2 separate regions of the Homo sapiens genome follow, and region 2 is linked to region 1. A link is a contact called in ENCODE Hi-C or POLR2A ChIA-PET data. All regions are on one chromosome and are shown on one strand. The core of a region is the stretch at or near the end of the contact, and the rest is flanking DNA. Distances in the headings are between cores, read along the strand shown.

Region 1 (5,165 bases), core at 2,452-4,951:
TCTGACCTGGAACACCTAGCCTGGTCTATAGATGAACAAGAAATAAACTTCTGTTATGTTTGAACATTACAGATTTGGTTCTGTTATAGCAAGTTAGCTTACCCTGACTAAACTGTTGCCTGTCTCTTGGAAGGTGTGCCCTCCTTCCCTGAAAGTGACTTTTTCATACATGTAATTTATATTTTAATCCATATTCTCCGAAGCATATCCACATCTATTCAACTGTTTCCATGTTTTCCACCAACAGAAACCTCATATAAATAAATATATATGAAGGTTTATTGCATTATTCAAGGTTCTTTAAAATTTTATTGAAGTATAGCATATATACCGAAATGTGCACAAAAATATACACTATCTATATACACATTATAAATAACACATATATCTGCAGAAATTTACAATGCTATCTACATCTGGGGCATTCCCTTCCTTTCTACTTTTTCTCATTTGCTATTTTTTCAGCCTGGTGACTGAGGAAGTCAAGAGAATAAGAGTTGTAGAAGGACATACTGAGTGTGTCACAGGCCCTTCCAAAAAGGCTGAACTCCAGCCTAGGAAACCAAAACTGGTCCTTTAAGATTGCTCAGATGCTGCTTAATTCCTGTGCCACAGTCCTACAGTGTCGCCTTTTTCCATTGTTCTTTTTTTTTTTTTATTTTTTTTATTTAAGAAAGAGGATATATATCAGGTAGGGGAGAATGTAGGGTGCAGAGCTACCTCGTCTCCTCTCCCAGAGGAATTCAAGGCTCCAGGGCTGCTGCTGGCCCATGTGGCAGATTTGGTAAATTGGAAAAACCACTTCCAAAAAAAGCACTTTTTTTGCAAGTCATGTTACTTCCACCTGTCAGGTATTTGTTGCAATATAACTATACTAGTTTCATTAGAATTAGAACACTTTCCTGCCACTTGCTGGAGAGTGGTTGCAACATCTAAGTCCACGTGTCTGTGATGCGACTGGTGTCTGTGGATGAGGCACTGTTCTACCTTAACCAACCTACACTGCTACAGTTGGCCTTCAGGTTGCAGAGCAACTTGTAGTTTTGATTTTTTTCAATGCATCAGGGATATTTTTAAAAATATTTTAATTGAAGTATAACATACATACAGAATAAAAAGGCAGAGGTACCTAAAAATAATAAAACAACAATAAAAACAAAACCAAGAAATCAGCAGTTACACAGGAAGAATTGTAACAAGCTCAGGATTTTTAAAATGCATAAATGATGCAAGCAATACCACAAGCAAAAACCAACACCAAAAATTTGCAAGGACCTAGAGGAATAGGTCAAAGTGAAGCCTCCGCTTAAGCTGGGTTATATGCAAGTGACTTCTGCAAAGAATGTAAAATCCTATGATATCCTTGTAGATAAACTGGAGAAATATGAGCAGATAAGTGGATCAGTACATTGCTGAAATTCTTACCTAATGGGTGTTGAGTAAAAGATTGGTCAATTTGCATCCTACTGAAGAGAAGTTTCTGAGGCCTCCCACAGGGCCTCAGTACTTGGACCTGTTTCATTCAGTATGGGAGGTTTATGTATGAAATTTTGGAGTTACTGGAAAGAAGAAGATAGCTAACATATCTTAGATAAATCCACAACCAACTCAAAAGGTTAATAAATTTTACCCAAGAAAACTTAATAGGAACAAATAAAGGTCCTGCAAAATAGGTTAACCAAAACACCAACCAAAAATAAGCTCGAAGGACTCAAACAGTATCATGCAGTTGCCAGAAAATCTAGTTCAATATTTCGGTGTTAAATAGAAGAACAGAAAAGTATTAATGAGAATAAAGGAGGAGACAGTTCTGCTACCCATAAATGTTCAGTTCTGGGTTGCATACTTTAAGAATGATCAAGAAAATGAGAGCACATTGGGAGAAAAGGGTCCTGGATGGTGAATACAGTTGGCGTTAGGATATATAATGGTAATCAATGAAATAATGGGGGACAGAAAAGAGAATATGCTGGAAGTCATCCTAATAGGTGGGGTTAAATTTTGGCCCTATCAACCTAAAATAATCAAAAAGGTCAGAATCTAATTTAAACAGATAATTCAAGCGCAGAGTTTGAGGACAGCCCACCCAGGAGCACCAGCTCCAAAGGAATGGAGTCAGCGTGCTGAAGGAAGGAAGCTCAAGGTTTCATTTCCATAGGCAGAGACAGGAGTTTTTGGCAGGATTGCAACATTTTTCATACAAGGTTGGCACATAGTTACAGCAATTTGGTTACAGGCAGTGTTTCTCTTGGGAAAGGTACACTGAACACCTTTTACAGAGGGTGTAGTCATGGGTTTTCTGTCATCTGATCTAAGTGAAGCAGGACAACAAAGGAGAAGTTAATCTATAACAAAGGTCATTAATTAAGAAGGCAGGTGGTTTTTGTACCTGATGTAGTTTTATTCTCTCTAGTCATTGTACAGAACAGGAAGAATAATCAGGGAAATAAAAAGTTGTTAGCATATGTGACTCAGATCAACTACATCTCTCTCAAGGCTTAGTGTTTTTTGTGGGTTCCAGGAGCTTTTAAATACTTATTTTCATAGCCCCGAGGGTTAATAAGACAACTGAGGAGAAGAAGCAGAGATGCAACACGACAGGCAGAGCTGATCAAAGATGGAAATGAACTCATTCCTGACACTCACACTAGAGGCTGCTGAAAGATCATCTGGCATTCAGGGTTTTCTCAGCTTTGAGATTTTATAACTATATAGTTAGAGATCTGCCCAGCTATAAAATGTATTACTCTATCTTTGAAGCACACACAAATGACAAATCTTCAGAACTACTGTTAAAACTTCTGGGGACACAAAACCACAAATCATTCAAAGAGTTTGCTTTATTGGCTGTTCTCAAATGGGCAAGCAGCTGTGTGTGTGTGTTTTTGGTGTGAAAGCGCCTAGAAAATGTAGTTTATTTTGGCATATTTTTTCTAGTGTTAAAGCAATCAGCATGGATACGTAAATTGTTGATAGTGAAAGACATTTCATTAGTTTAGTATTGTACACTGTTACACCGCTATAGGAAAAATTCTGTCTCAACTGCCAGATTCACGTGTCCCGCCCTAAAAAAGCCAAAAGCCCTAAAAATACATGTGTATATGTATATATATACACATAGATACACACACACACACTATATATGTGTGTGTGTGTGTATATATATATATATATATCTCAAGTAATTATACACTTCTAAATATAGATACTGGAAGTCACTAAAGTAAAAAAAAAAAAAGGTCTAATATATAAGAGTTATTCAGATTTGTATTCGCGTAGAACAAGCCAGTTCCTTTCATATTAACTATGCACACCACCTCCTTTCAGAAGAGATCTGGGAATGATAAAAACCAGTCGGAAGACGGTCTTAACCGTTTAGAAATCCAGTAACTTCCGATTTAAATGGTGCTTTTAGGAGAAGGAAAACAACGCCAGATTAAAGCCTGCCTTTAACCATAAGAGTCCCTGGAATCAAACCAAAAGTGCTGCCAAGAAGCCACAGGTGTTTATCACATGGACAGGAAAAAATATGATTTTGAAGGGCACAGTGACAGTCCTTCTCTGTCTCCACTAATGGGTTATAAGATTAAAGGTTAACAGCAGTACAAATACTATAATTATATAATGCTGGGTTTATTTTTCGTTCGGGTTTACAAAAAAACCTTTTTGTCCGCGTGCTTCTGAGTGCTTGGAAGGTCTGCCAGCCACTGCCTTTCTTGTCACCAGAGCTCTCAGCAGGTTTACAGATGGACGTGCCCAAGACTGCCATCTGGTGGATATGATAGAAATTGAAATATATATATATATATGGTTTTTTTTTTTCTTGCAGGATTGGGGTTGGTAAGTAAATAAAACTAGTTGTCTAAGAAGGTATACATTTAAAATATACTGAGGAGGGGGGTTCACTCATCACAGCAATAAGAAATATAAAATAACAAGGAATTAATTTAAGAACGGTGTAGATCATATGGAGAAAATTACAAAACTGTACTGGGGACATTAAAAACACTTGTATAAATAGAAAGATGTAGCATCTTCCTGGTGGAACTCACCTTGGCTAAAGATACCAATGACCCCTACATTAATCTACACATACAACAATTCAATCAACACATTAATGAGATTTTTATTTGGCAGGGATATCTTGGCCAAGTTATTGAAAAATTCATCTGGAAAAATAAACACATTCAATTTTTGTAAATGTAGAATAATAAGGGGCATTTTCCCTATCAGATAATAAAATGTATAGTAAAACTATGATAATTAAGATGACATGGTACTGACACACAACACAAAACGATAAAATAGAATGCTTATAAAAATACAAGCATATACATGAATATGTCATAAAGGACAACTTCAAATAATGAGAAAAGATTGGCTTATGTAACAGCTGGTATAAAGGGATAATGGAAAAATCTATAGGAAAATGTTATATTAGATTTTTACCTCAGAAATAAGTTCCAGTTGTATTAAAGTACAAATATTCAAAAGGCCAATGTCTTAAAATATATGTAAATATTTACTTAGGATATAAAAAATTGTCTTTGTATGCAACTGAAGGTTGATGAAACTGTTAAAGAAAATTCTGAAAATTTTGAATGTAAAAGTATGACACTTGTTGAAACATATCAAATTTAACACAAAAGCTCTTTGTAGTTTACTGTATGTAAATTTTCAATTCTTTTAAAGTAAAATAAAACAAAATAAATCCTATTTGATTTAAAAGTGTATATGAAGGGTAAAAGGGAATATTTTTGACCAAGGAGAGCTCTCTTATACTCTTCAGCTCTGAGCATCTTAGCCCTCTCTCTAGTACCGCTCCAATCATAGTGAGTAGAAAGCCCTTATTCTGCCTGTAGGAAAAGCTGGCATCGAAACAAAAAGTTATTGTGTAAGAAAAAGCTCAGAAGTTGCATGATGTGATTTTTTTGGGGGGGAAATCCCTATGAGGTTGAGATTGTGTTTTTTTCAAAAATTAGGTCATTTCAGTATGGCTAGATGTCCTTTGGTCTTAGTCCAATCTGTGAATATCTTTCCTTAAAAACAACAACAACAAACCATACACAGTATTACAGTATTGAAAGGCAAATGGCGAACTCAGGAAAATAATCCATGACATAGGTAACAGAATAATGGTTAAAATCCTACATGTATAAAGAGCT
Region 2 (5,807 bases), core at 2,752-5,251, 81 kb before region 1:
ATACTGTAGGACAGCAAGGTAGCTGAAACCAAAAGCCATGATTTATTTTTAGAGACCATAATTCTTTTTCTTAAACAAATTTGTGCTCAACATCAGTAGGTAGCACACAAGTGGGGACAGTGCACCTCAATGTATTTTAAATTGGGATAAAACAGTTATTATAAAAGACTCTTCTTTACATACATAGTAATTCTTCATTTCTAGGATGGAAAATTAGTGCCAATGACTGTTTTCCACAAAACTGACTCTGAGGACTTGCAGAAGAAACCTCTCTTGGTACATGTATATGGAGCTTATGGAATGGATTTGAAAATGAATTTCAGGCCTGAGAGGCGGGTCCTGGTGGATGATGGATGGATATTAGCATACTGCCATGTTCGGTGAGTCAGTATATTTTACCTGGCATGTAAGTGCTAGACCATTGTGAGAGATGTCAAGAATAACAATATATATCAGGGAACAAAAGCTTATTTTTTTCATTCTTATTATTCAATTTTTGTATTCCTAAACCAGCACTGGTGAAACTTGATTCTTTAACAGATTAGTTGATCCAAAAAGCAAAAGGATAGGTTTTTAGGATTTTTGCATAGAGGTACCAGACTCTGTACTTATTTAGTAATATTATTATTTCCTTTCAGTTCTCCTGAATTCAGGTTTAAGTAGCCTCTGAATCTGAACTGTTTTCCATTTAACTTCCATTTTATTTCAGCTGTTTTCAAGACACAAATATTATTTTGTATTTCTGCTTAAAATTCTTCTCCACCTCCCCATCTCTAGAACACAGTCCAGATTCCCCAGTATAATACTCCTAATGGTCTGATGGATCTCTGTAGCGGCATTTAGCATCAGACCCTTTTTTTTTTTTTTTTTTTTTTTTTGTTTGAGACAGTTTTGCTTTGTCGCCCAGGCTGGAGTGCAGTGGCACAATCTCGGCTCACTGCAACCTCTGCCTCCCAGGTTCAAGTGATTCTCATGCTTCAGGCTCCTGAGTAGCTGGGACTACAGGCGCACACCACCACACTGTCTGAATTTTTTTTTTTTTTTTTTTGAGATAGAATCTTGCTCTGTCGCCCAGGCTGGAGTGTGCAGTGGCATGATCTTGGCCAGGGTTCAAGCGATTCTCCTGCCTCAGCCTCCTGAGTAGCTGGGATTACAGGTGCCTGCCATAACTCCTGACTAATTTTTGAAATTTTTGTAGCGATGGGGTTTCACCATGTTGGCCAGGCTGGTCTCGAACTCCTGACCTCAAGTGATCCGCCCGCCTCAGCCTCCCAAAGTGCTGGGATTACAGGCATGAGCCACCGTACCAGCCCGATTTTTTTGTATTTTAGTAGAGACAGGGTTTTCCAATGTTGCCCAGGCTGGTCTCGAACTCCTGAGCTCAAGCAGTCCGCCCGCCTCAGCCTTCCAAAATCATGTCCTTTTATTTTTTTTATTTTGTTTTGTATTTTTTTGAGATGGAGTCTCACTCTGTCTCCCAGGCTAGAGTGCAGTGGCGCAATCTCCGCTCACTGCAACCTCCGCCTCCCAGGTTCAAGTAATTCTCTTGCCTCAGCCTCCCGAGTAGTTGGGCTTATAGGCACGCACCACCACACCTGGCTAATTTTTTCTATTTTTAGGAGAGACGGGGGTTTCACCATGTTGGCCAGTCTGGTCTCAAACTCCTGACCTCAAGTGACCTGCTCACCTCAGCCTACCAAAATGCTGAGATGACAGGCTTGAGGCACTGTGTCCAGCCCCCAAAGTCATGTCTTTTAAATGACATGCTCTGTCACCTCCTTGCCCTTATACATGCTGTGTCGTATCTGTGTCTTAATGCCTTTTCTTTGCCCTCTGGAAACTCAAATTTTTCCTTCACAACTCAGTTTAGGCATCATCTCCTTAAAAGCATTTGTGTTCCTGACTCGTGTATATACCCCTCACCTGGCAGATGGATGTTCTTTCCTCTGCTCCTGTAATACCTTAAATACACTTGTATTGTAGCAATGACACCACATTGCTGGGTAAGTCGTTGTTTTCTTACCCCACAAAATTACTGTCTTCTCCACGGTAGGGGATTTTCGTTTGTTTCTACTTTTAAGGTCTGTACTTAATCCCTGATAAATGGGCAGGCACTCAAAATATATTCGTTGAATCAATTCTGGATTGTCTATATCAGGAGTTGGCAAACCTTTTTCTCTAAAGAGCTACATAGTCACATTTTAAGCTTTGCAGGCCGCGTACAGTTTCTGTTGCACATTCCTTGTTTTCACTCAACCTTTAAAAAGCAAAAACCAGTCTTAGCTCCAGGGCCACACAAAAAACAGGCCTCCAGGTGTAGTTCGCTGACCCCAGCCTACAGTATTAACTTTTTTTTTCCACTAAAACTTTTTTGCCCTTCAATTTCAGAGGTGGTGGTGAGTTAGGCCTCCAGTGGCACGCTGATGGCCGCCTAACTAAAAAACTCAATGGCCTTGCTGATTTAGAGGCTTGCATTAAGACGCTTCATGGCCAAGGCTTTTCTCAGCCAAGTCTAACAACCCTGACTGCTTTCAGTGCTGGAGGGGTGCTTGCAGGAGCATTGTGTAATTCTAATCCAGAGCTGGTGAGAGCGGTGACTTTGGAGGTGAGTACGCTCTGTCTCTACTGTTTATAGAATGGGGGAGGTGTGAAGCCATAGGCTACTCTAAGAAAAATGTTTTTGGGCTGGCACAGCGGCTCATGCCTGTAATCCCAGCACTTCGGGAAACTGAGGTGGGCAGATTGCTTACCAGGAGCTCGAGACCAGCCTGGGCAACATGGCGAGACCCTGTCTCTGCAAGAAATTAAAAAAAAAAAAAAACCTACCCAGGCTTGTTGGTAAGAGGATCTCTTAAGAGGTTGAGGCTGCAGTGGACCACTGTGCTCCAGCCTGGGCAACAGAGTGAGACATTGTCAAAAAAAAAAAAAAAAAAGGAAAGAAAAACATTTCTGTTACAGTTTTACCATAGCATAGGAGTATAACAAAGCTTTTAAGTTTTAAACTCAGAATTATAGCTTGAGGAGAACTTCTAAAGTTATTTTAATCCAACTATTAACCGTTATTCTTCTCTGATACAGTGTTCTTTATTATCTTTAAGGCTTTCCACTGAAAGATATTAATGGCTATTTCCATTGCTCATTTGTATTTGTAAGGACATTTAGAATTGGTGAAAAAGCACTGAAGCATATATGAGTCCCAGTTGAGAAAGCCAGGCAAAGCACGCTGTGACTCTGGAATGCACTGAGTCCTTTGGCTCCTGGTCACCTTGACAGGCTACTGCCCATCAACATTTCAGTCCTAGATTTATAGGCTCTTTATTTTTAGATAGTCCATTCTTAATGGTCGTTTGGGCATAGTTTTTCCGTATTTTAATTGAAATATCTTACCCTGTTCTGAAAATGATTATCTTTTCCCAGTGTCAGAAATTACGAAGTTACATTGTAGCAGTTGGTTTCACTGCTATCATTCTCCTACTTCTAGGTTACTCTGAAAAATAATGACTGAGATGGGAGAGAGTAAATTATTTTCAGGATTTTTTATTTTGAGGTTGGGGAGTTTATACTGTGGGCTTGTAAATAAGTGTTAAATAGTAGTCACCTGTAAGTCTATTTTTTAAAAACAGAAAAATGTGGAGAATAGCCTATGCACAAAGATAATGGCAGAATTATTTACAGTTTAAAGACAAAGCAACTAGATTTTGACTTTTAGAAATTTAAAAGGAAATGATGAGAAGGATATTTATGCTAGGTTGCTTATTATAGTGAAGACTAGGAGACAACCTTTTATACATGTATAAGTCAAATTCTTCTTATAAGCACCAAAAATCAACCCTAATTTAAGCAGAAAAGGGATTAAAGGGCATTAGGAAAATGTAGGTGTCTTCAGACCAGTGTTAGAGGCTTCAGAGCCAAAGGCATAGAATTGGCCCAATGAAACTATTACTGCCGCCACTGCCAAGCACAAATCACCTCACACTGCCAGTGCAACTTCTAGAGCTGGATATAGCTGTGGCACTTTTGCCAGAATAAATTATCTGTGATCACTGCTTCTTTGAATCACTAACTTTCCATGCAGAGTGTAAAGCACATGTGTCTGGTTGATAGACCCAAGTCACACATGGGTCACACAGCTACTCCCAAGCTGCAGGGAAAAATGGGAAAGAGAAGTCTAGCACTTAGTATCTCCACAGTGAGAGGCAGGCTCTAGCTGATAAGGTTGGAGGTTTTTCAAATGCAAAAAAGTTCATATGGTAGGCAGCCAAAAAGAATTACAGATGACTCACTATACTTGGTTAATGTTAATATGAGGGAAAGCTAAAAAGTATGTTAACAGAAGAAAATAAAGCTAAGTGAAAAATACAGCCTTCATTTTTGTTTTGTTGTTTTTGTGGGGTTTTTGTTTTTTTGTTTTGTTTTGTTTTGTTTTTTGAGTCAGAGTTTTGCTCTTTCACCCAGGCTGGAATGCAATGGCACACGAACACAGCTCACTACAGCCTCGACCTCTGGGGCTCAGGTGATCCTCCCACCTCAGCCTCCTGAGTATCTGGGACTACAGGCATGTGCCACCATGCCCTGCTAATTTTTGTGGTTTGTTGTTGTTTTGTAGAGATGTGGTTTTACCATGCTACCCAGGCTAGTTTCAAACTCCTGGGCTCAAGTGATTTGCCCACCTCAGCCTCCCAATGTGCTGGGATTACAGGCATGAGCCACCATGTGCGACCCAGCCTTCGTTTTATTAAATTTTGTAACACTAATTATAAGCCAATGGGTTGTTTTCTCTTCTTTCACCTTGGGTATTTTGCAGAGTTTCTTTACTTAGCGTTTTTTGCTTTTAATATAAAATGTCCAACTGGTCAAAAAGACTTTATTCCTTGTGTATTTTTTTCATTTAAAAATTTTTAATTATGGTAAAATACCATAAAATTTACCATCTCAACCATTTTTAAGTGAATAGTTCAGTAGTGGTAAGTGCACTCATAGGCTTATGCAGTCAATCTCCAGAACTCGTTTTTCATCTTAACAAAACTGAAACCCTGTACCGATTAAACAGCTCTCCATTTGCTTCTTCCCACAGCCTCTGTCTCTGTGAATTTGACTACTCAAACACCTCACATAGGTGGAGTCATACAAAATTTTTTGTGACTGGCTTATTTCACTTAGATTATATCCTTGAGGTTCATCCATATTGTAGCGTGGATCAGAATTTTATTCATTTTTAAGGCTGAATAATATTCCATGTAATATTGCATGTGTATACCACATTTTGCTTATTCGTTCTTTGGTTAATGGACACTTGAGTTGCTTCCACCTTTTGGCTGTTGTGAATATGCTGCTGTGAACATAGGTATGCAGATCTCTTTAAGACCCTGCTTTCAGTTTTGGGGATTATATGCCAGGAGTGGAATTGCTGGATCATATGGTAATCTTAAGCTTAACTCTTTGATGAACCACCATACTGTTTTCCAAAGCAGCTCCCCCATTTTACATTCCAACCACCAGTGTATCAGGATTCCGGTTTCTCCACATTACTGCCAATACTTGTTGTTGTTGTTGTTGTTTTAATATAATAACTAACTGTCCTAATTGGTATGAGACAGTAGCATTTATTGCTTTTATATAAGAAAAAATATAAATGAATAAAAGGTACTAAGCTAAAAATAAATATTGTGAAATTAGAAGATAAACCATTTCTTGTTATATGTCATTTAAGGAATCTGAAGACTTTAAAAGTAGGTTATAAATTACAGGCCCTGGTTAAGGACTGAGTATTCTAGCTCCTAGGAATCTACATGGCTTGAGTTATTTTC

Evidence for each region. Hi-C counts contacts between places; a loop is a spot of excess contacts on that map. ChIA-PET counts read pairs that join two places held with the same protein, here RNA polymerase II (POLR2A). Pooled maps may share reads with other maps.
Region 2: a loop to region 1 is called in a map of heart left ventricle, with 2.3 times the contacts of the local background. The contact joins two enhancer-like sites. A Hi-C loop is called at or near these places in 2 of 168 maps with a recorded cell type or tissue (both heart left ventricle), 2 of 37 single-sample maps with no recorded cell type and 3 of 50 pooled maps. POLR2A ChIA-PET finds 5 or more read pairs at or near these places in 9 of 52 experiments (CD8-positive, alpha-beta T cell, H1, MCF 10A and 6 more).

What each region holds. Positions count from the first base shown.
Region 1 is chr2:44,242,832-44,247,996 of GRCh38, reverse strand. It overlaps a transcript of PPM1B not described here. Among named protein-coding and RNA genes, the nearest start is that of SLC3A1, 30 kb to the left of the region's middle. Within about 2 kb of position 3,701, at least 9 of the 41 ENCODE cell types and tissues checked have a DNase peak (open chromatin) inside an H3K27ac peak, as active enhancers do.
Region 2 is chr2:44,323,510-44,329,316 of GRCh38, reverse strand. PREPL (prolyl endopeptidase like) reads left to right here. Exons shown (of 14, transcript NM_001171613.2): 9 at 205-380; 10 at 2,389-2,605. Among named protein-coding and RNA genes, the nearest start is that of PREPL, 35 kb to the left of the region's middle. Within about 2 kb of position 4,001, at least 4 of the 41 ENCODE cell types and tissues checked have a DNase peak (open chromatin) inside an H3K27ac peak, as active enhancers do.